Linked DNA regions of Mus musculus: all the other regions are linked to region 1. Evidence: chromatin loops called from intact Hi-C (ENCODE). Cell type or tissue: gastrocnemius. All regions are shown on one strand. Region 1 overlaps Gpc3 (glypican 3). Region 2 has its middle 39 kb from the start of Gpc3. Region 3 has its middle 23 kb from the start of Mir363. Region 4 has its middle 48 kb from the start of Mir363. Region 5 overlaps Phf6 (PHD finger protein 6).

What was found. A loop is a pair of places that touch in the nucleus more often than their neighbours do. Peaks named below come from ENCODE experiments on the same cell type or tissue, not always from the same donor. Only the 100,000 strongest peaks of a DNase experiment are listed, where the experiment ranks them.
Region 2: a loop joins it to region 1, with 8 times the contacts of the local background. A loop is called at or near these places in 15 of 42 quality-filtered maps.
Region 3: a loop joins it to region 1, with 11 times the contacts of the local background. A loop is called at or near these places in 19 of 42 quality-filtered maps.
Region 4: a loop joins it to region 1, with 4 times the contacts of the local background. A loop is called at or near these places in 5 of 42 quality-filtered maps.
Region 5: a loop joins it to region 1, with 4 times the contacts of the local background. A loop is called at or near these places in 7 of 42 quality-filtered maps.

The regions. Positions count from the first base shown.
Region 1 is chrX:52,451,268-52,456,267 of GRCm38, forward strand. All of the region lies in intron 2 of Gpc3 (glypican 3), which reads right to left. Among named protein-coding and RNA genes, the nearest start is that of Mir717, 31 kb to the left of the region's middle. In gastrocnemius, no CTCF peak of the experiment used is centred here; DNase peaks (open chromatin) are centred at 2,288 and 2,458; H3K4me3 peaks cover 268 bases; H3K27ac peaks cover 910 bases.
Region 2 is chrX:52,650,341-52,655,340 of GRCm38, forward strand. No RefSeq gene overlaps it. Among named protein-coding and RNA genes, the nearest start is that of Gpc3, 39 kb to the left of the region's middle. In gastrocnemius, a CTCF peak has its summit at 1,880; DNase peaks (open chromatin) are centred at 1,191 and 1,851.
Region 3 is chrX:52,715,802-52,720,801 of GRCm38, forward strand. No RefSeq gene overlaps it. Among named protein-coding and RNA genes, the nearest start is that of Mir363, 23 kb to the right of the region's middle. In gastrocnemius, a CTCF peak has its summit at 1,878 (motif pointing left); no DNase peak of the experiment used is centred here.
Region 4 is chrX:52,691,546-52,696,545 of GRCm38, forward strand. No RefSeq gene overlaps it. Among named protein-coding and RNA genes, the nearest start is that of Mir363, 48 kb to the right of the region's middle. In gastrocnemius, a CTCF peak has its summit at 3,066 (motif pointing left); no DNase peak of the experiment used is centred here.
Region 5 is chrX:52,932,086-52,937,085 of GRCm38, forward strand. All of the region lies in intron 5 of Phf6 (PHD finger protein 6), which reads left to right. Among named protein-coding and RNA genes, the nearest start is that of Phf6, 22 kb to the left of the region's middle. In gastrocnemius, a CTCF peak has its summit at 2,600 (motif pointing left); no DNase peak of the experiment used is centred here.

The DNA of each region.
Region 1 (5,000 bases):
ACAAACATAAGTGATTGTCATTTTCAATCATCACAAATGGATCATTTTGCTCTTCTTCGGCTTTAGTGAACAAGAGCAGGGAGTACTTAACAGAAGAATTTCCAAAACCGGTGAAATTCTCAGTCAGCTAAAAATTTGGGGAACTCCTGTTGAATACTTTTTCTTTTTTTGTAAAGCTCCCCAAGGCTAATTTCCAAAAGAGTTCTGATCCAGGACATGCAACAAAATGAGGTCAGCGAGTGCGGAGCCCCTGTCCCGCCCCCTACCCAGGGCTCAGAAAAAGGTAACCAGAGGACTCCATGGACAAGGAGTCAGTTGGCTGAATGATAGGGAAGAAATGGAAACCAGTCCTCCCAGAGGCAAACAAACAAACAAGCGCCTCACTCCAGACTCACTGGCTAATTTACCAGCTAAGGACAGAAAGTGGGAGAAGGAAAAACAAAGAAATAGAGAGAAAGAATGAGAATAAAGTTAAAAACCATGAAGGGGAGGAAAAGTACTTTTCAGCAAAGAGGTCCTGGTGATCAGGAGGCGCCAAAGGTAAAGAAGGAACTTCTTCCCCTCCCCCAACCATATGGAGCAGGCTTTTTGTGAAAGAGGAGGAGGTGATTGTTTTCTCAGGAGAGTGATTACACTCAAAGAGGCCCTGGGAAAACTGACCTCTGGATTATACTCATCATATTTTATTGTCTCCTGTGCTGTCCTCTAAATTGGTTGAGACAGTGAAGAGTACGAGATTGTAGTATATATAAAATGTATTTATCTCTATAGTCTCAAACATGTTGATTTTTTAAAAACTCCCTAGATACAACCCACACTTATGCATGACAGTTGATTATATAATGGTGAAATTAACCCTTAAAGGTGAATGGGAGACATTCTCCCAGCTAGTCTTTGAAGTGCTACACAAAAAGGAAGCATGAAGAAAAGAGGCTATTTTCTTCTGAAGAGAAGTCGTAAGAACACTATAGATAGCCTCATGCAAAGAAAGTTGGGAAGTAAAAGCTGACCGGGCCAAAGGCATGGCAAAGTGTCGATGGAATGGGCTCTCCACAAAGGGCATGTCTGTTCTCACTGACATGTGCATGAGGGCTCCAGTTTACTAGTGTGTTGACCACCATGGTCATTTGGTGAACAAAAGAAGCCATCCCTCCATAGAGTTCTCCTGGCTTGGATCCTTTCGATGCAAACCAAGATAGCTTCTACTTAACCCCAAAAGTGAAGTCCAGGAAGACACTGGGGGCATCATCCTGCTGCAGCTAACAAGATGGACCAGCACTAAGTGATCGGATGCTGCAGCTTCTCTGGAAACCTAAGGCATAGCCATCATATGCCCCTCCCCCAACACACAATCAGCTAGGCCCAAAGAGTAGAGTATCTAATAGCACATATAAACAATAAAATCTCTCGTAGGGGTGACTGTGAACTTCTATGTACAAGATACTTTTCAGACACATAATTCTCTATTCAGATCATCAACGAGAGGGAAGTCATTTGTGTTTGTGCTGTGGTTGAGCTATCTGCCCGATACACAGAAGCATCTGAGCAGTGACTTGGGTTGTTCTACCTAGATTCATATCAGAAGTAAGAATATTCGCTTTGGAATCAGGAAATATGTATCATAATCTGATGCTCACCACAAAAGGCCTGGGAGACTTCAGGCCTTTCTGTCTCCCTAGCCTAACTTCTCAAAACCACTTGGAAATTATTTTTTCTCATCATTCCATCACTACCACACAGCATCTCTCTTGAGCTCCAATTTTCTTTTTCTTCAGAGCCCTAGCAAAAGTTTAAGATTGCCATTATTGTTACTTTCTGACTTGGTGGCTTCTTACAAGGGCCTCCTGATTGTCCCCATCCCCCACCCAGTATAATTTGGGGATTTTGTCATTCTTTTTTCACTGTCATATGCTTCATGCCAGGGCACTGTGTACTTAGCATAGACTAATTTTTAAAAATCCTGAATTAAAAGTTATATAGTAAATTACATAGTACATGCTCAATTAATATGTCTGAAATGAGCCAAGGAAGGTAGCGTGATCTTAAGATTAAAGTCATTCCCAGCATTCAAAGCCTAAAACATTGTACCATTCACATCTCAGGAGCTTTTGTGGTAAGGCTCTGGCATTCAAAGAGGCTGTTCCCAACTGATCAGAAAGCCAAGGCAAGCAGTTTTCTCCCCTGGGTTCCTAGAATGCAGAACTCCAGCCTTCGGCAGCTCCCCGAGCTGGACACCAGAGGGCAGTATACCCACACTTACTGCTTCCTTCCAGTAGAGGGCCAGAGCTAGGGGAATCCAAGTTCTGATAAAGGGCAGTACTCTGGTGTCAAATTGGCATGTCAGGACCGGCGCCTAACTGCCCCCTGATGTGAAGAGCTGCAGACTGCAGGACAAAGGGTTCAGTAAAGACTTCATTCAAAATTTGTAACATGGAAATCAAATGTGAACAACAGACCCCAAAACCATCTGTTCTTGCCAACGCCAGGGCAGACGCCATGGCCAGCTGCCAGAATGGTCCTGAATTGTTCTATACACACTAGGGGAGGGAGGGAGCTAGGTTTCTTTTCAACAAAAGACCATTATGCAAAGGACTTCCAAATGCATTTTTTCTTTTGATGTATTCTCTTTAACTAGAGTAATGTAATAAAATGATAATGATAATCTTTTGGTTTGTGATTAGCTTGAGTTAAAACATACACACCAGGAGAGTCATATACACACACACACACACACACACACCCTGCCATCAAAGTAAGCTGACATTAAAAACTGATTGCCTCTCCAAGAAATTTTTCATTATGACTTAGTAAAAATGCATTTTAATTAAACACTGCACATATTATAAGTTGGGGAGGTTTTTAAAAAGAGCATAATTAAATAAAAAATACTTAACACCTTGTTACCTATTAAAGGTACAAACACACAAAAATGTATCAAGGAAAAGTTATTACAGTTAACATATATGAGCATATGTTTAAAATTTCTATTAAGAAATTTAAGGGCTTAATGAGTGTCTGAAACTATTCAGATTTCTAGCTAAGATGATGGATAAAAATACATTTAACAATGCCCTTCTGTGGAATTAAAAGGTTTAATGCTTTTATTAAATATATACCAAACCTTATACCACGCAGACTTTTTTCAACAATTTTCTTCTAAGTTACCACATTCAGAAATACCACAACTCTGAACCCTGGGTGATATCTTTTTATGAACTCCATTTTAGCACAACCCCTCAGGCCACCACTGCCTGACTGCTCACAACACAAATAGCTTATATATTTGTGTATAAAACCAACACTGTCTAGGGCCAGTACCAGATCACTGCCTTGCACCCCTGAGAGCTTTTTGTATGGTATTCCTTCTGTAAACCTTCAGAGAGTCGCTGTAAGCTGGTGATGAATTAAAGTGTTCATTTGGAACGAGATAAGCTTAGCAGACTTGTCCTAGCAAGTTCTTGTTAATAAAGTTGAGAGTGTTTAAACCCTCAGGAGGTGAAAAGAAAGAGCTGGTCCATCTTGAGCTGTCGAAGCTGATCATTTTCAGTTGCCCCCTGATAGCCCTTTTAGCATCACTTAAATGACGCTAATGCAGGAGGTTTCTCCTCTATCTGCCCAAGAGACATTAGAATGAAAGAAAAAAAAAATAAACAGTTCTAAACTTAACAGGAAAAACAAACCTCCACAGAGCACTGGGAAAAGCTAAGCCTCCCAAGCACTTCTTTCTTTCTTTGAACAAGACATTGCAGAAAGCTGGCCCCATTTAGTGCTTTTGTTCCCAGTTGCTCTGGAGTCCCTTCACCTGGGCAGAATGGACAGCAGTAAGCAATGTTTGGTGTCTGCTCCTTTTTAAACTTGTCATTTCTACAGAGCTTTTTAGTTTTTAATCAAGAGAACAGGAAATAAGCTGAAAGCAATAAAACACACACCAGAGCAGGGTCTGTGAATTCCAGAGTCAAAACGTAAGTGCCTGAGAATGTCCCTAAGCACAGAGGAGGCCTCCTCGTGTGTGTAAGTTGCTATGTAGAAATTTGAGGACTTGACAGCTAAATATAGCTTAGGAGAAATGCACAAGTCTACGCCAGGGTCAGGCACCTTCTTAGTCTTGAAGGCACACACATGTGGACGGGTGAGCAATGCAATTTTTTTATCTTTGCCTGCTTCGGGTAGAATGGCTTCTATAGCTCTCTCCCATTCTTTACCCTCCTCCAGCTTTCACTGCTGTGAATTGGTGTTGTAAACCTACCTCCCATCATGGCCTCAGGCATCCCAGAGCCTAAATTTATCTGGATCTCAGCAGAACCTCAGTTGTAAATATTCTCCCCCTTAATCCTGTTTCCAAAAACTAGGTTGCCTACTTAGTGGCTGAATGTGCTAATGGATTTTCAAGTAGAAGAACAGACGTGAAGAAGTAGGCACAGTCCTTTCGGGTTGGTTCCAGCAGCACCCTATCAGAGCTAATCACAACATATTGCAAATAGCCATTCATCCATCCGGGTTCCCTCTAGCCTGTGGACTCCTATCTTCTTGACTTGGTATTTACCTCACAGCGCTGACACTTAAGAGGACATTTAATAAAGATGTGGTTGAATGATCCAATCCCTGTATCAATATTCAATGAAATGGTGGCTTCAGCTGAAAAGCATCTATTATGTGGATCACAGAGAGTTAAAGAAAAAAAAAAAAAAGAAAACAACTTAGTAGCTACAACACACCTGGCGAAAACAACCCAAAAACAACTGATATAATCAAAAGAAGCAAGGAAGTTAAAAGCCATTATATTCCTCAGGTACAATGTCCTTTGGAAAAACTCTTCTTTATCTGCTGGCCAGGGAGCTTGCCCTCCCCTTGTGGTAACTCACAGAAAGTGGTCATAGCCATGAAAAACTACAAAGGCACTGAGTCTGCTTATGGTTTGCTAGGATTAGATATTAAATAAATGGATAAGGGTCACACATGGTCTCAATTCCAAATTCGTGTTGCAATGCCTGGTCAAGGTG
Region 2 (5,000 bases), 200 kb after region 1:
CATGCAACTCGGGAACAGTAGGGTTGGGGTTTGAAACAAGTCCTGTGAAGACAGCATCTCTAGTGACTCAGAATATATATGCCTTACATTCTTTAATTATTCAGTTAGCTATCTTTCACTCTTAGAGAATTACGAGCTTGCAATGGGTTTGTTCCACAAGCAACTACCACAGTGACGGCCATGTTGACTCATGTATTCTTTCAAAGACAGTTTTATTGAGTGTATGTTCTGTGTTGAGCCTAGACTTGCAGCATAGCTTATAGCTAGATAAAGGAAACAAATTAGTAAAACATATTTTTTTCTTCTTCTTCTTCCTTCTTCTTCTTCTTCTTCTTCTTCTTCTTCTTCTTCTTCTTCTCTCTCTCTCTCTCTCTCTCTCTCTCTCTCTCTCTCTCTCTCTCTCCAGACTGTCCTGGAACTTGCTCTTGCTCTGTGGAACAGGCTTTCTTTGAATTCACAGAGATCCTCCTGCCTCTGCCTCCTGAGTGCTGGGATTAAAGGTGTGCATCTGCCACTGCCACCCAGGAAATGTTTTCTATAGGGGGAAAGAGGAAAAAAAAAAGAGCTCAGATCACAAGGGGCTGGTGAGATGGCCTAGTGAGTAAATGCACTTGCCAGTAAACCTGATGGCCTAGGACCTCCATGGTAGGAGGGAAACTATTACATCAAGTTGTCCTCTGACCTCCACGAGTACCCTATAGAGCATCTTCCTCCACCACCCATGCACATTTTGTGTGTGTGTGTGTGTGTGTGTGTGTGTGTGTGTGTGTGTGGTGTTGTTGTCATGCTGGGATTAAAAAATCATGCTTAGCTACATGCACAACTTTTTAAGTAGAAAAAAATTAATATTAACATAAAAAAGAAAATGACATCAAGACTAGTTCGTGAGGTTGGGGCCATGGATCGGTGGTAGGATGTGTGCTTAGCTGCATGGGGCTCTGGATTCCATTCCCCTGCAAGCACACTCCTAAAAGAGCAACAAATTCCCTTGGAGTCCCAGGAAGCAGTGCTTTGTTAGGCAAAAGAAATCAGGGAAGATTTCTTGAAGAAGGAGCCGAGACCAAAGTGATGGAAAAGATAGTGAGATTACATGATGAGAAAGAAGGCCAACCATGAGAAAAGGCAGAAGTTCGCTCCAGACAGCCGGGCTAGAAACCACAAAGGTGGGGGAGGGGTTGTCAGGAAGTGAAGGATTGTACGTGATGCCTGTCCACACACAAAGGGCCTCTCCGAATGTACCTACACTGAGGACTGAGACTGCTGCCCCCTATTGATTTATGAGAAAGAGCCAGAGTGGGAGGGAAATACGTTTTCCAGAGGGAATGCTCAGAAGCAGAGCCTTGCCGGGAGAGAAGCCTGGGTTTTCCAGGCATCTGCATTCTCTTCTCCTGGGACTCCTTTGCTTTGCAGCCGACCCTCATATTTTACCATTTCCCCCTCTCCTTTCCTCCCTCCTCTTCCTCCCTACACAGCTCAGAAACAGTTTCAGCATGCAAGCCCTCTCCATCAACTCCTCCTGGGGCCATGAGACAATCTGTGCCTGTGCCTTAGGCCTCAGATCCCCAAACTTTTGAGTCGGATGAGAGAACGGAAGAGTAAGGACAAAGACAACACCAACATCCCAGTTTAAGGTGAAAATTCACGGGCTTCTGATGCAGCCCTGAAAGGATTCGGGCAAACTTAGTTAAGATCACAGTCTGGGTGGGTAGTTGGATTTGCTAAACTACGACGAACAGGAAGGAAAGCGAGCCTTAGGAAAAAAACAAACACAAGGGAGCAAGAATTCCAGGCTGCAGCAGCAGCAGACCAGCTTTGGAGGGAAGGCCCAGCTTAAAAGGCGCGCACCTTTCCGAACACTTCTGACTCCCTACTGCCCCTCTGTGGAGAAACACTCTGTGGAAAATATTGTCTCCAGGGACCTATTGTGGAGGAACATTCTAGGCCATACTCTGCCTGCTTTTGGATTAGCTTCCACTTCTCCCCGTAGCTAAGTAGCTCAAAAAAAGAAAAAGAAGACTTTTCACAATGGCGTGGTCTTTACCTCTCCTTATTAAAATTTAAGGCCAGTAAAACAAGCGGACATGGAGCTTGGGAGTTTTTTGCAAAAAAGAGCAAAAATATAGCACAGGAAAGTAGGAGAAAGGAAATAATAAAGATAAAAGCAAAAGTAAATAAACTGGAGGATGTAAAAACAGTAGAATTAATAAATAAATTCAAGAACTGGTTGTTTGAAAGGACTAATAAAATAGATTAAACTCCAGAAAACCTATGTAAGAAAAACACACATAAAATTAGAAATGGGAAAGAAGATGTAGCAGCCAGTATAAACAGAAATTTTAATAGAAAGGAAATGCTGTTCACAATTGTATGCTAATAAATTTTTAAAATACACTGCAGTAGATGCTTTATTTTACAAGATATAAAATTCACACTGCAGAAAATCAGAATAAATTAATAAGCAATGTATAAATTGAGGAACTTGTCACCCAAGGTCTCTAAAACTAAGAATAGGTATTTCCAAACTTTCAAAGAAGAAATCAGAGAAAAATATAGGATGTCTCTGGTTCATTCCATGACACAAACATGACCATGGCTTCAAAACCTGATGAAGGCAAAATCAAATAAAAATCAACAAATAAAAACCCAAAGGACAGTATCAACTAAATGATAGTTTATATATCAAAATGTTAGCTCCTGGGCTGGACACCTCCTGCCGAGCCTAAGGACCTAAATTCAGTCTCCAGATCCCATTTGGTGGAAGGAGAGAATTGATTCCTGAAAGTTGTCCTTTGACCTCTACATGTGGTCTACAGTGCTCTAGTTCCAGAGGATCTGACACTCTCTTCTGAACTCTATAGGCAATTGTACTCATGGACACAGATGCACATACATCTGTGTGTATGTAATTTTTTAATTAGCACCAATACTAGCAAATACAATTTAACAAAGTTTTTTTTTAAAAAAAAGATTTATCTATTTATTATATGTAAGTACACTGTCACTGCCTTCAGCCACACCAGAAGAGGACATCGGATCCCATTACAGATGGTTGTGAGCCACCGTGTGGTTTGGGATTTGAACTCAGGACCTCCGGAAGAGCAGTCAGTGCTCTTAACCACTAAACCATCTCTCCAGCCCCAATTTAACAAAGTTTTAAGTCAAAGAACGAACATCACAATAAAATAAAATAAAGCAGATCCCAGAACATAACAATGCTCTGGCCTAAAGGCAATCTATTAGCATAATACTAAGTAGAGGTTCAATCAATGCTTTGGCACATCTATAACTAGGGGTGTTATTCATAGGGAAGGCATAGGAACTAGACTATTTGAAAAGGACAGGGGTCTGGATCTAATTCAGTCGACAGAACTCCTGCCTAGCATGCTGAAGCTCTGGGTTTGGTTCCAAGCACCACAATGTGCTGTCATGCCCAGTACCCAGGAGGCAGAGGTGTAAGGATCAGAAGTCCAAGTTCATCCTTGGCTACATAGAGAATTGAAGCTAGCCCAGGACAGATGAGGCCTTATCTCAAAAAAAAAAAAAAGAAAGAAAAGAAAGAAAGAAATGGAATCAGAAAAGAAGGGAACCTGAAAACTACCGGAAGATGTTCTCAGAAGCCTCCACCTCACTGTATATGTGTTTTACACAATGGGGTTGTGTTATTTTTCTAACATTATTCTCAATTTCCAGTTACAGATACAAACTACAGTGAGGGAGTAAAGCATGGCTAAAATCTCCTTGGAAACCCAGTAGTTATTCCAGATTATCAGCCAGCTCATCACAAAGGCAGGAAATTTAAAACCAAAATGGCAGCTCTTAGGATGAGCAGGACAACAAATGATTGTCACTCTGGAAGTCTGGCTGTCTGGGACTCAGCCATCTGAAGACTCAGAACTTCTTGTCTTAGGTTGTGAAGATAATATAGCATTTTGTGGAAATAGGACCTACAATGAGATGGGCCTCTGAAAAGCGAGCATTAGCCAAACCTGGCTTCATTATATACTGTATTTATTTATTTATTTATTTATTTATTTATTTATTTATTTATTTGCCTTCGTGCTCCTATTTTTTTTTAGAAAAATCTTATTGCAATAAGTTATAACAATATTGTTATAACAATATTGCAGTCTTCCCTAATCTGTTCTAGAAGGTCCTGTGGAATGGTTGGTGTATTCAGATCAAAGAAGTCCTTCCTTCACAGGCAAGAGCAAGCTCATTAAATCATCCTCCGTTATCTCCCCCTGCACTCTCTGGGCTTCTGCAAGGTTAATAGGTGCTGACAAGTAGAACCCATAGAGCATCAAAAGTATGCACTTACCTAGTAATCAGGGTTGAATTGTACAATTAGCTCAGGAACGTAGAGATAGCAATTGTCCTCAACTAGACAGTCTTAGAGGGGAAAAAACCCCAGCAAGATTAGCTTCTGGTCAAGGATGAATTCCAAGGGAATCAAAGTACATTTCAAAATACATTCTTGCACATGAAACAGGGAATAGCAGAATAATGGTAACTATAACAACAACAACAACAACAAAAATGCTGGCTCTGGGATAGTATTCAATTGCTGCTTGAAACAATGGTGTGGTATGTATAGTGCTTGTGAGTGTGAACACTACCTTGAACCTTCCAGACTTGGGTTTTGGCTCTGTCACTTATTGTCTGGGTAACTTAGTACTTTAGTTCTATGCTTTTATTTACCTGTAAAATGAGTTACCTCATGCAATTGCTATGGTGATTAAATGACTATATATGTGCAGCTGACATGCTATCAACCACTAGTCTATGTTATTAAGGCCAAGTTCCTTGACCAGCATACCATGATGTCTTTTTCTTTTCTGCATGGATCTGTTTGCTTATCCTGTTTCACAGGCAGTTTCACTGCTAGTTCCCTTCCCTCTTCCCTTCTTTGATTCTTCCCATAACCTCTTCAAACATCCCCTCCCTACAGAATGCCCTTTCACAAGCTGCTTTGAAGCATCTATACGTCAAGGCTCAATAGC
Region 3 (5,000 bases), 260 kb after region 1:
AAGGAAGGAAGGAAAGGAGGAAAGAAAGGAGGAAAGAAAGAAAACATATTAGAGATAGTTGGATTAACCCCTTTGTATATATGTTAGCTAAACAGGCAAAAACAAAAAGCAAAACCTTCAGTTGCTGTCTCCAAATTCTGGAGTTAACAATTGTTCATTTTAAAATGGCGCATATAAGACCTGTAGAGATGGCTCAGCAGGGAAGAGCACTGGCTGTTTCTCAGGAGCAGCCAGGTTCTATGCCTAGCACCCACATGGCAGCTAACATCTATCTGTAACACCAGTTTCAAAGAGATCCCAAGCCATCTTCTGGCCTCTGTGATAGGCATCAGGCATGATACACATAAGGTAAATCACTGATTTGGAGTATTCATTATGTGCCAAATGCTGAGTTTAGCAAAGAGGAAATGAGCAAGAGCAAGACACAGTCTCAGACTTTGGGTTCCTCACAATGATAAGACATAAATCCAAACTGGAGTGCCTGTTAGTTACTTTCTTCATTATTGTGGTCTAAGCACCTCCTGAGAAGCAGCATAAGGGAGGAAAGTTTTATTCTTGCTCATGACTTCAGGGAATGTAAGTCCATTGTCTGTGGAAAAGGGATAACATCGAGATCAGCTCCCAGATGTGACTGTAGGAATGTGATACCGCTTACTCACTTTGGGATGGACCAAGTAGCAGAGACAACAGAAAGTGGGGCCAGAGTAGAAACCCTATAGCCATCTCTCACTGATCTGCTTCCTCCATCTAGCCCCCACATCCTGAAGAGCCCATGACCTCCCAAAGCTCCAGCACCAACTATGGTCCAAGTATTCAAACATATGAGGGGATGGGCACTTTATATTCAAATCAAGAAGTAGTGTTCAAGTCAGGCATGGTGGGGCATGCCTTTTACTCCTAGCACTTGGGATGCAGAAACAGGTGGATCACTGTGAGTTCCAGGCCAGCCAGGGCTACATAGTGATGCTCTGTCAAAATAATAACAATAACCACTTAGTGTGATAAGTATGATATGCTTCCCAGAGGAGGAAACACTTGAGCTGGATATCCAATGCTGAAAGAATGAGATATCAAACATGGAGTCAATGAGCAAGAAGTACCTATGAAAATGCTATGGCAGGCTTCCTAGACCACACATGCTGAGCCTGCTGCCCTGCACCTCTGGTACCTGTGTCTCTGACAGTGTGTTGCTCACTATATTAGTCATTTTCTTCAACGACACTGGGTAGCTCTGGGACCCACCCTGTCCATTTCCAGGCTAAATCTTGGCTCTAATTTTTTTTAAAAAAGATTTATTTATTATTATATCTAAGTACACTGTAGCTGTGTTCAGATGCACCAGAAGAGGGTGTCAGATCTCATTATGGATGGTTGTGAGCCACCATGTAGTTGCTGGGATTTGAACTCAGTACCTTCAGAAGAGCAGCCGGTGCTCTTAACCACTGAGCCATCTCTCCAGCCCTCTAATTTTTACTAGCCAGATTTAGCAAATAAAAACATAGGATGGTCGTTAAATGGAATTCCAGGTAAGCTGTCATGGTTTTCACATAAACATGTCCTAAGTACCATGGGACGCGACCATACTAAAATTGTGTTGTCTGTGTGGTACTCGGTTTAAGCAGGCGTCCTGGCAACCCCACCAGGAGGAGATGCTCAGTAAGTCTTTGTATGAGAGATAAGAAGGAAGTTCAAGAGGTGAGGGGGAAAGGAGAGTCACTTCACACTTCAGGAGAGAATGTGGAATGGGCTTGAGAAGGGTGGTCAACTCACCAAGCCTAGAAACCATACAAAAATCTAGCCACACATTAACCGTTTTTTGGTTAGATTACAGTGTAAATAGCCATTTCCCCCTTTTTTGTTAGAGTCTGCCCTCCTGTGGTAGGAAGAAGTATTAAGCTTTTTATCCTGCAGTTCTTGAAGGCCAAGGGCTCCCTGAAGCCAGGCATCTGGGAAGGAGGATGTGATGCTAGGAGTTTGTTTGTTTTCGTGGGAGACAAGGGCAGGAATGGAGAAAAAGATGAATTGTTTCTTCGTGTGAGGTACCAAGGGAGTAATGTTGAAATAGGTTTTGAAAATTGTTCAAGTTTTGTGCAAGCCAGCAAAATGTTTCCAAGGAATTCAGATCAGAAAATCGGATAATATACTGTACCTAAGTGCAGGCAGTAGATCAGTTAGCTGGATAAACTATTAAGTACTATTGAAATGTTAACGGCAACCATAGTGACTTTGGAGATGAAGAAAGCCTCTTCTCCTCACCTTAGCAGGCACTGGATGCCCATGCTGGTTCCACCATTTCATAGGTTCTGTTCCCCACCATGGACAGATGTGCCTACCACCTTGTTTCCAACTCTCACATGCTGCCATCTTCTGGAGCAATCCGAAGTCCTCCAATGGATCCATCCTCATAAGCCACAAACTCACAGATCTCTTGTGTCTCCATTACCAAGCCCTTGTCCCCAACCTCACGGATCATGCTCTGGGACAGCACTCAGGCTTTAACATTTCTCGGCCCACCGCCTCCAAACTCTTCCTCTCAAACCAAACCATGGACTATCTGTTCTGTTTTCTCACTTCCCAATGGGACCTAACCCTTCAACCCACATCAGAGTTCCCAAAGCATGTGACCAGCCTCCTGAGGCAATTGTCCTTCTCCCAGCCTGGACTGCCTGCATAATGTTGTGAATTATGTTTGCTCTAATATCTAAGCTCCTCAGCCTTTCTGTCCTTCAACTAGGGGTGCCTCTCAGTTCTACCTCAGACTGACCATCTGTGTACTTCCTTTTGTGGGGTCAGGGATAACCACAGTGGAGTAGATTAGTACCAGAGGAAGGTAAAATACCCCCTATCAATTTATCTTTGGGACACTTTGCTTTGGTTATTTTACCTGCCCTGAATCAGCTGACCTCTATTTTCCATTTTTCTGCTGTTGTAAACTTTCTATGCTTTGCTTTTTATGAACTAGAGAGATGTAACAATCAGACTGTCTATTACTGTGACAAAATACTTGACATAAACAATTCCCAAAAGGAAGAATTTATTTTAGCTTATGGTTTAGAGGGTTCATCTATAATTGGCTCCATAATTCTGGGTCTATGATGACACAGTACATCGTGGCAATCCAAACTTTGCAACAGGGGCTATTTGCCTCACACTGGACAGGAAGCAAGACAGGAGAGAGGAAGCATGGGTCAAGATCCATTGATTCAAGTGCAGGATGTTAGTGGCCTACTTCTTCCAACCGGATTCCACCTCCTGCTTTTCAATGCACCTCCAAAAAATCTATCATATTGCAAATTTCTCAATGCCCAATGTGTTGTCATTGAGAACCATACCACAAAATGGTATGGTCCATGCAAAATACTTGATACATTATTACCTGGCATATACATGGTAAAACAGTCACCATAGAAACCTGTGGATTGGAAATGGGGTTCTGTTGCTTCATATCATTGTGCCCATAACTATTTAATTTGTCTGAGTCTTGGTTTCTTCTTTTTGTAAAGTTAGCATAACATCAGTATCTAGCACATAGCATTGTGCTAGACACTCAATAAGTGGACATATGTAATAGAATGGGGCTTATAAAGCATCCAATATTATTGTTGCTAGTATCCTGTGAAAGGCCAAGAGTACATGAGTGGCCCACCCATCTGGGTCTCATTCCACATTTCCTTTGCAATATATTAGCCACATATATACATGCTCCTTGAGGCCAGCCAGGAAATTAGGAAGCAACATCAGGACAACAAATGTCACCTGGTTCAGTCTCTGACAGACTGCTTCAGGGGAAGCTCTTTGTGTAGGGATGAAAGCTTGTTCAGCATTCTCTAGTTATGTGATCTCTTACAGCTGGACATTGCTATGTGACACTCCCCTGAGATCCAAGTGGCCTCTCCTGGACTGGCAGCATCCGGCTCTTTCTTATCTTGAAACTGTCTTTGAGGTCTTAAACAAAGATCTTCTGTTATTATTTTAATTTTTAAAGACTTTCTTTGCTCTTGATAGTCTTCTCTGCTACAGCTGCCTTTTGTCCATCTCAAATAACCCTTCCATGCTCCCCAGAAATTTTATACCTTTTTTCCTGGTCAACTCACATTTCCACTTTCTTCCCAAATATTTTTTAAACTCTCTGCTCTTAGTACATCGTACCCGACCATTCCTCAAATTCTTCCCCACTGTATCCAAAAATGACTCTGTTTCTTACTTCACAGAAAACATAGAATCCCTCACATGAAAAATGGTTATTTAATGTAAAATCTAATAATCAACAAGCTCTGTCCTCAAGTTTTCAGAAATATCGCATTTGACATAGTAATTTCTTCCTTTTAAACTTTGGCTTCTAAGGTGCTACAGCTTCGGGCTTCTCCTCTTAGTGGTTGCTGGCCTTGATCCTCTGTTGTATTAAAACCTTGCCTCCAGGAGGGAGTGGGAAGCTCATGAGACTTAGGAAGTAAACAACTCATAAGTCTCAGCAAATTCTTAGAACTAACAAGATTCACAAAGCACCTCCCAAGGTTATGAGAGAGAGCCGTAAACAGCTGCTCAGAGAAGAGATTCTCCCACCAGCCCAGCTGCCTGGAGGAGAAGCTCAGACCTGGCAGGCTGTGCGCAGGTTGTCTAAAAGCCTCAGGACCACAGCTTCAGTGAATCTTCACCCATGCTGCTGTGGGCTTTTGGGGGATGCAGCTGGCTCTGAGTCCATCCCTGTTCCTTTAAGTAACATCTCATCTGTATTTCTGTAAGTAACCCACCCACCCCCACCCCCAACCCCAACCCCCGCAAAAAAAAATTCACAGCTTCTCCAAAGTTGGATTGACAGAATCGCTATTTTGATTGGTAGTTGATTCACAATCTGGGGCAAATAGATGTTCACATCTCCTCACCAAAAGTCTCACCTAACACCTCATTGAAGGCTCCTTGCCCCATATTTAATACTCTAGAGCCCAGAGCTCTGTCACAAACATGGGTCAAATCTATATCTTCAGTCGAGACTCTCTCTT
Region 4 (5,000 bases), 240 kb after region 1:
TTTAGCTTTATGAACAACCTGTTACAGATGCCCATGTACACTACACATTTTCCTTTGGACTTAGGCTGTTCTATACAACTCTGTGTGTGTGTGTGTGTGTGTGTGTGTGTGTGTGAGTGAGTGCATACATGTGGAAGCTAGAGATCAACAATAAGAGTCATCCAAGTTATTTTTTCAGATGTGGCCTCTCATTAGCCTGGAACTCACTGAGTAGGCTAGGCTGTATACTTGGCCAGTGAGGCTAAGAGACCTACCTGTCTGTTTCCTCAGCACTGGAATTATAAACATGTTGCATCAAGCCTGACCTTTTCTTTGAAAGACTCGTTTATTTTTATTTTATGTGTATGAGTGTATACCTGCATGTGTTTGAGTGTACCTGGTACCCATGGAGGTCAGAAGAGGGCATTAGACCCACTGCAACTGGAATTAAGGATGTTTGTGAGCCATCACATACATTCTGGGACCCTAACCCCAGTTTCTCTGCAAGAGCAGTACATGTCTTTAACCACTAAACCATCCCTCCATTCATACCTCTCCCCAGATCTTTTTATGCGGGCACTGGGAGTTGAGTTCAGGTCCTTGTGCTTATGTGAGATGCATGTTATCAACTGAATTATCTCTCTAGATCTGGACCTAAAGTTTCAATATGATTGAGTATTTTCAATATCTCCAGGAATGAGATTGCTGGGTCCTACAGCAACATTCTGCTCCCCTTCTTAAAGAATTGCCAAAGAGAATATACAATTTTCTATTCTAAATAGCAATGTATGTGGGCTTAAACTTCTAGTGTTTTCTCATTATAATCATTCTTGTGACTGCGAAGCAGTGTCTCGTTGTATTTTGAATTTGTATTTCCCCAGTGACTCGTGATGTTGAACAATTCTCCCATGTGTTTAATGGTCATTGTAGCTTATCTTTAGAGAAATACCTATTCAAATCATTTGCCAGTTTTTAATTGGAATATTTGTCTTTTGTTATGGAGCTATAGAAACTCTTTATATATTCAGGATAGTGAACTGTTATTAGATTAGTGAATTGCAGATATGTTTCCCATTCTGTGTCTTCTTACTCTCTTGATAATACTGTTTGCACTGATTTTTTTTTTTTTGAGACAGAATTTTGCTATAGAACCAAAGCTGTCATTGAATTCACTATATAACTCAGACTAGCTTTGAACTTGCAGCAACCTTCCTGCTTCAGGTTTGGGCATGCTGAGATTACAGGTATGCACCATCATGCCTGAAGTGCCAATTTACTGCCTTGTAAATAGTGAAGCTCCAGTTAATGGAACCCTATGAGCTGCAATACTCCATCTGAAAGTGGGTTAACAACTTAAAGGACCAGCCCAAATGTCAAGACAGCTTGGAGTCTTTATGCTGACATCAGTTCAGCTTATTAAAAGGGTCTGTCTGGGTAGTGAGAGGTGAAAAGTAAGTTAAGGACAGAATAGTTTATTTTAGCTCACAGTTCAAGATACAGTCCACCATGGCAAGGAAGTCAAAGTCTCAGGACTTGAATCCGCTACTCACTTGTGTCCACAGCTGCTGCTGATTTCCCCTCCCCCATTAACAGAGTCCATGTTCCCAACCAGGGCTTGTTGCTGCCCACAGTGGGCAACTCTTCCAACCTTAACTAACGGAATCCAAATAATCTCCCACCGTCATGTCCAGAGGCTCATGTCCCAAATGATGGAAGGTTCTGTCAAGTTGACAATTAACTCTAAGAACCACAAGTGCTAATTATCAGTTCATCGCATCTTGAGAAACAGGAGGGCAAACCCAGGGAAACAAGGCAGAATTCTAGATGTGGAGACAAGGGGAAAAAATGTATAGGAAAGAGAAAGTCCAAGGAATTAAAGTAATTAAAGCTTTTATAATAACACTTCATAGCCTTCATTTGTTTTCTATTTGAAAAAGCATATGGCATTATTCATGGATTATAATAGCCTCATACAGAAATTTTCTCTATTGGCTTGATTTTTGAAAATGCCCTTCTGTGGACTTTCATTATAACCCCTGTGTATTTTAAGGTGAAGAATTAAGAGTCTTCGATGTAGTCTTCACATAGAAGTAGCTCAGGCTTTGTGTAAACAGAGGAAAACACTGTCAGCTTCTGAAAGATAGCCCTGTACTTCTCAGCCCTTTTTCTCGCCTTCCCTCACCACAGTGGTCTCAGGTGGGCCCATGTTGAGTTCTCCTGCTGAGCCCCTGTAGTGGCTCACTCAAACAATAAGGTACAGCAAGAACGAATAGTCTAATTACAGTGTTGGGTGTGTGTGTTCTGTTTTCTCTTTAGTGAGTCCTCATTTAAGTGTTCCCAGAGGTGAAGCGATCCAAAATACTTTTATTACCACTTCTTTGTATCGTAATTCTTTAAAGAAGAAGGCACATTTTACCAGATAGCTATTCACATGTCTCTGTAACTCCCAGCTAGCTACAGCCTAGAAATCAACTATCAAAGGAAAAGGGGGTCAGCAAGATGAATCAGGAGGTAAAGGTACATGTCACCAAAGCCTAAGGATGTAGGGACACACACATACATACATACATACATACATACATACATACATACACATACACACACAGAGAGAGAGAGAGAGAGAGAGAGAGAGAGAGAGAGAGAGAGAATGAATCCAGCATTTCTCTGCTTTCTCTCTAACAGCCAAAAATTATGCAATCGTTTTTTCTAAACTCAGAAAACTGTTACCTGGGAAACGATGATTCTATGGAGGAAGCTCCTCTTCTCCCCTCTCTGTGCTATTCCCTCAAGTAATCAACCTTTAACATGCAGTGATAATACTGAAATATGCAAGAAACTGGCCATTGTCAATAATTGCAGCTGCTTAAAGTAACTTTCTCATTTTTAAAATTGGATATTTTAAAACACATCTGAAGCACACAAAATTATTTTGAAGAGAGTTACACATCTTCCTTGCTTGAGAAGAATGACAACTCTGTAAACAATATTTAAGCATCCGCTAAAAGAAAATTCCATCGGCTGTCTGCTTTGAATTTTGTTTGTAGAAAGAAGGATGAGGTTAAGACACAACCTCTTTCTGCCTCCTACTGGTAACCCAAAGAAGTGGCATGCATTCTCATTTCAGCCCTGATGTCAGTCCTGGAACTGTATGCTATTTGTGAGAACACCTCTTTATATTTGCTTAAAAGAAAAGACAAGCATTGTTTTAGATCTAAGATTTGTTTTTATTGAGATGTAATTCACAAACCAAAACATTCACCATTTTTCAAGTTCCAAAAACTAAAGTTTCCAAAACTAAGCAACTAGTTTAACTACTTAATGCCAGAATATTTCACCCCAAAGGAAATGCCACTGTCTGCCTCTACAGATTTCCTTTCTTTTTTTAAAAAAAATTTATGTCTATGAGCACACTGTAGGTGTCTTCAGACACACCAGAAAAGAGCATTGGATCCCATTACAGATGGTTGTGAGCCACCATGTGGTTGCTGGAAATTGAACTCTGAACCTCTGGAAGAGCAGTCAGTGCTCTTAACTGATGAGCCATCTCTCCGGCCCTCTATAGATTTTCTTATGCTAGACATTACATGTAAAAGGAATCAGGCTATCTGTGGCCTTTCTGACTGGTGTTTTGGCCTGGGCATGTGCATGAACATGCGTGCTAATGTGTGTGTGTGTGTGTGTGTGTGTGTGTGTGTGTGTGTGAGAGAGAGAGAGAGAGAGAGAGAGAGAGAGAGAGAGAGTGATATACATGCATTTGTCTTCCTGTGAGCTGTACATGTGAATAGTGATGCATTTGTGTGTCCAGAGTGTACAGGCCAGAGGTGGCACTGGGTGTCTTTCTTTTTCACTCTCCACTTATTGAAGCAGTCTTTTGCTGAACCAGAAGCCCAAGGATTTTAACTAATCTAGGTAGTCAGCTAGCCCCAGGGATCCACTGTCTCTGCCTCTTGAATACAAAGATTACAGGCAGACCACCACACCTCTCCATCACTTACATGAGTGCTTAGGGTCCAAACTTGTGTCTCATACTTGCACAGCAAGCACTTCACATACTAAGCCATCTCACCAGGCCCTAATGGGCTTTTTTTATGAATCCTAAGTTAAAGTTAAAGATGCTGTACTGGAATATCCCATTGCATGTTGATAGAAGTAGGTTCTTAAGGGTCTTGCAGGGTAGAGACCCAAGGACCACTCAGCCTGACCAAAGTCTGAATTAAGAAGTTGTATTAAGCCTGGAGAGAAACACTTCTCACAGAGCAGTTTCAAATGCATTTTACAAGGAGCTTTTAAAGGCAGCGGACAGGAAAAACTATATCCTGGTTGCCAGCATCTGGGGGAAGTCAAGTCAGCAAGCAGCTTAACAGAAGCTGAAAACATGCAACTAGTTGGAACATTTCAATGCCAAGATTGGAGAACAGGGTTGGGTACTTTCCCAGGAACTTTGCACAGTGGAGATAGAAAAAGGGGGTCAGTTTCAGGTTAAATCAAAGATAGCTTCAGCTGAGACAAGATGGATTAATATTTGCCCTGTCACAGACAGATCTGCCTCATTTTCAATTTCCTGGTCTGCCACCATGGGCTTCTGTTGCCATAGATGAAGCCATTCTGTTAGGCCTTCCATGGTACAATGAGCTGAAATGCCCTAAACCAAGAGTTTAAATAAACTGTCCATCACTGAAGTGGTTTCTGCGTAGTATTTTGTCACTTTAAGACTCTAGAAATTCCTCAGCATGACCCAGAGGAAGAAATTTAAGAACTCTGTGAAGGAAATCTGCTTAGGTCGATTTATCACAGGTGATTCACCTGGTCACTTCCGTAACTACTTGCCTTGAAATGCCCAGTGACAGTCTCTAGATTGCTAAGGCTTTGAGACAAGTTGACAAGGTAAGCCCAAATAGCTTTTTCTTTCTTTTGAAAACTAACAACTTTTAGGAGAATTGCCAAACTAAGAATAACACACACACACACACACACACACACACACACACACACACACCTCAAAAAGCCTGTTTTACAGTCCT
Region 5 (5,000 bases), 480 kb after region 1:
GTCCTCTACTAAGTTTTTCCTTATGATAGGTCTTATTATTCAATATCTTTATAATTGGAGATGTTATTACATCAGTCCAATGTAAATAGTCAAAAAGAGCTAAATTTTTAAAGAAAAAAATGCCCCAGAAATCTTATGAATATACTGAAAACTCATGTCATATTAGGAAGAAACTGTGGTAGAGGTGACATGTTTCTCCACAGGTGGTTATTGGATTCTTGCTCCCAATAGCTATTACAGTGTGAGCCTAGGAATCCTAGTGCACTTTGGATCAGCGTGCACTCTGGTGAAATGTCAACACCCCATCTCTGCTTTTGCTTTTCATGGTTCACTTATTCCATGGTTCAGCTCATTGCATCATGAGCTGTCATGATCCAAAAATGGAAGTTTCCAAAAAGAAACAAGTTTCAAATCAGTTTGATTATAATATATTATGCTTTATTGATGTCTTACTGTGTCCAATTTATAAGTCAGGCTTTATAATGTGTAGGCATGTGTAGGGAAAACCACATTTAGTATTATTCATGATTTTGTGTATCTACTGGGAATGTAAAAACAAATCCCCCACTGAGAAATAAGTGGAGACATACTATGTTTTTTTTCTAGAAAGCAAAAGTTTGTAAGTAACTAAATTTAAAATAGAAGCTTATCAAGTTATTTTATAGTTTGTTTCCACTTAAATTTATAAAACTAGTTTAATAATATTTATATAGTGTTAGCCAAGTTGGATCAAACGTGTTTTTTTTAATTTTTAAATTTTTATTCTATTTGAATTATGTGAGTGTTTTGCCTGCGGGTATGTCTGTGTACCATGAGCATGTCAGGTGCCCATGAGCATGTCAGGTGCCCATGAAGTTCATAGGGAACTGGAGTTACAGATGGTTGTAAGCTGTCATGTGGTTGCTGGTAATCAAACATAGGTTCTTTGAAGACCAGCTAGTGCTCTTCCACCAGCACACTGAGCCACCTCTCTAGCTCCACATCAAACCTATTCGAAGAATAGATGGTTTTGGTAAATTTAGTAGCAGTATAAAATGGGTTAGATTCAATCTCGGATTATCCTATGTTTTCATTTAAATTTGACTCAATCTTTAATTTTTTTTTTAGCTTCAAAGACTGTTCTGTTCAAAATTAAAATAGATCAGATACAGATGTTTTAGGAAATTGATCCTTTTGAGACAGGGTCTCTATTATTTAGCCTGGGCTGGCCTGGAACATACTATACAGAACAGGATGGCCTGAACTCACAGCGATTCACCTGCCTCTGCTTCCCAAAAGTGCTAGGATTAAAGGCGTGTGCCACCATACTGGGCTTTGGAAGTTTGATCTTTTTAAAGACTAAGCTAGGGGTTAGAGAGATATATAGCCATCTTGTAAAATATCTGAAATAAGTTCCTGACTCCGATACTGGGCAGCTCTTGAGGTCTGATGTCTTTGGCTTCTATGAGTACCTATACTCATATATTCCTAAAACACAGACACACAGACACACGCACAAACACACATGTGAATAATAAAATAAATCTTTAGAAAATTGATGTACCTAATTTGATTCCTGGTGTAAATATTAAAACTGGTTCCCCTTTTGATCTCTTATAATTTGCTTTCATAATAGAAAATTGTACTATTTTCACATCTGAAGTCCACATTAATACAAATACTTGTGACTGCTGGTTCAAAATATAGTCATCATACACATGTATTAAAATATCCCTGTACTGTATATACATCATACTTATTATATGTTAATTAAGATATTTAAATGAAATGATTTAGTAGATATACATGCTAACCATGATTTGGTCATAACACATTGTATACATGAATTGAGTTATTGTGCTGTATTCTACAAATATGTACAGATAATAGTTGAATATTAATTCAACTCAACATTGAATATTGAGTAGACATACATGTACAGAAATAATAATTGAATTTTAAAAAACATTTTTGTGCTGTTTTTTAGAAAGAGTATAGGGCTGGAGATTAAGCATTTGATGCTATTGTAGAGAACTAAAGTTTGGTTCCTAGCATTCACATCAGGCCCCTCCATCTGCCTGTGACTCCAACTCCAGGGATCCAGCCCCCTCTTCAGGCCTTATTGGAAATAGACTGGATAAGCAATAAGAACAAAATACTTGGAGGTGATAGAGTGTGATTGAAAAGCCCATATAACTATTTTCCTAGTTTTTCCTCACTTAATTCTAGAAGTGAATTTAACATCTTTTGTGAAAAGTTCTAAGTAGGGACTAGTAGTGTGTCTCAGTGGTAGGTGGCTTGCTTGGCATGCATGATGCTCTGGGTTCTAACTCCAACACTACATTTAAAAAGGACGAAAGAGCCACTGCAAGGAATAACTATTGTAGGCAAGCTTTTCTATATTCCATTACTTCAAGATGTTAACGATGTATTTATGCAGTGCCCTTTTATGATTAGAGTGGCCATCTATGTTAATAGCTGAGGATTAAGATTCATGATCTGATTAATACAAGTATATGAGTATACTGGAACTAGATACTTGAAATACTTAAAGATGATTAATATATACTGATTAACATAGCTGGCTTCTATTTTACTTTCTAGGCTTCTGAAGCCAATACTGCCATCTAGTGGTAGAGAAGAGCCACTGCAGTGCATACTGTATAAGGAATGATGATTAAAAATTAGGTTTTTTAAACATTTATTTAGTGTACGAGCGTGTGTGTGTGTGAGAGAGAGGGGGGGGGGCAGACAGACAGACAGACAGAAACTAACTTGTGGGAGTCAGTTTTCTCCTATCATGTGTAACTCAGGATTGAATTCATGTCTTCAGCCTTAGCAAGTGCCCTTTTCTGCCTGAATCCTCTCAAAGACGCAACCAAAATGATTTTGAGTGCCTTTTGCTTAGTGAGAGTGTTCTAATTCTACTTCATATTTTACAAGCAACTTCAAATTGGCCTGATTTTGGTTCATGGTCTACTTCTGTAGAATATTGGTCCCTTTTGTTTCCTTGGAATATAGTGTGTGTTTATACTTACATTCTGGAATTTGAGGCATAATCTTCATGTATTGCAGTTTTTGAAGATATATTTTCATAATTATGTCCTGCATGTACATCTGTGTACTGCATGCATGCCTACTGTCCATGGAGAAGATCAGAAGGCGGCTCAGGATCCCCTGTAGCTAGAGTTCTTGAGTTATGAGCTGCTGTGTGGGTGCTGGGAAGAGAGTCAGTGCTTTGAACCAATGAGACAGACAGCTCTCCAGCCCCAGTGTTGGCATTATTTATATTTAGAGAATTTGGCTTTTTAGCTCAAATTTATTTTTTATTGAGTACTTTGTCAGAAACAGCTAAGATTTGTTCTGATGGGAAATGTGTTCTACTTTATGATGGTAATTTATGATGGGGAGTTAAAGGATTTTATTTCAGGCATTCTCCAAGAACTATACTTCATTGGTCTCTAGGGCAAAGGACTTGATACCTGTGACAGTTTCTTTAGCATTTACTATCTGTAGCTCAATATTTCTGATACTAATCTGTCATGTTAGCCTTATGCAACATGAAGTGTTATGAAGCACTAAATTCAAGAATAGTTTTATAATAAAGCAATTTAATTTTCCAACCCTAAGTAAAATATTATTTCATATTAAATGCCTGAAACTCATGTCATCTGTTTTGGAAATAAAACTTGGGAGGTTAAATCTAGTATCCGAATGAGACAGAGGTATCAGAAATGACACCAAGGTTTTTGATATACTTGAGTCAGTTACTGAATGATGCTATTTAAGTAGGCAGTGTTAGACTTGGAAAAGGCTTATGAAGAGAGTTAATGAGTTAAACTTTGGAAGGTCAAGTCTGAGATATATTACGCCTTATCCATGTAGGGTATCAGCTAAGTGGATGGGTGGGTTAATATCACTCTAGTTTTCTGAATAGAGACCTTGGCTAATGATAAGAATTTGCCACTGTTGGTCAGTATATCTCAGACAGTAGAGGAAAAGTTGCCTATAGAGAAAGCTCGGAGGAGATGAAGGCCTAAGACTGAGTCTTGAAGGCTGTTAATGGTTGAAGGATGGGCCTGCAAAGGCAGAGGGGACGTGGGTAGAGAGAAGGAGGAAAGTCAGCTTAGTGTTAAAGCTGTAGGGTCGAAGAAAGGTGGAGTGTAATCCCAGAAGGAACTGAATGGTTAGTTTTGTTCTTGAGAAAGCATCCACTGGCTCAATGACTATAGAGCCATTCGTGATTTCAGAGAAGGCTTTGGGGAGAGAAGTGTGCCCACAGAGGCCAGAAGAAATCATTGGAGCCTCTGGATCCTTGCCACTAGACAAGCAAAAAGATAGCATTGAAGGCCTTGGAACTGAAGTTATGTACGGTTGTGAATTTCTATATGGATGCTGGAAATTGAATCCAAGTCCTCTGCAAGAGGTGGTCTAAACTGCTAAGCCATCTTTCTAGCCCCTGATTAGGTAGTTCTAAGTTCATAAAAATCCCCTGTGAACATGTAGAGTCTCCTTAGCACTCAACAATATAGAGTAAAGCAGTGCATTTGTTTCAGTCTGTGATACAACACGGATACATGATTATCACCTGAACTCCCTACATTTTATAAAGGTTCAATGGTTATGTGAAACATACTGTGGATTTTCACACATCTGTAATGATGCATACCCATCTTTACACACACAAACACACACACACACACACACACACACACACACACACACACACATGCACGCACAGGTGGAATTTTCTTTGATGTTCTTTCTTTGCATTACCTAGTGTGGTAGCTATGTGTGGTATTAAGTAGTGTTCTTAAAAATTATACTCTTTTTCTATTATTATTATTATTTTTTTTGAGACAGGGTTTCTCTGTAGAGCCCTGGCTGTCCTGGAACTCACTTTGTAGACCAGGCTGGCCTCAAACTCAGAAATCTGCCTGTCTCTGCCTCCTGAGTGCTGGGATTAAAGGCGTGCACCACCACCGCCCGGCTTCTATTTTTCTATTCTTAATGGGATATTT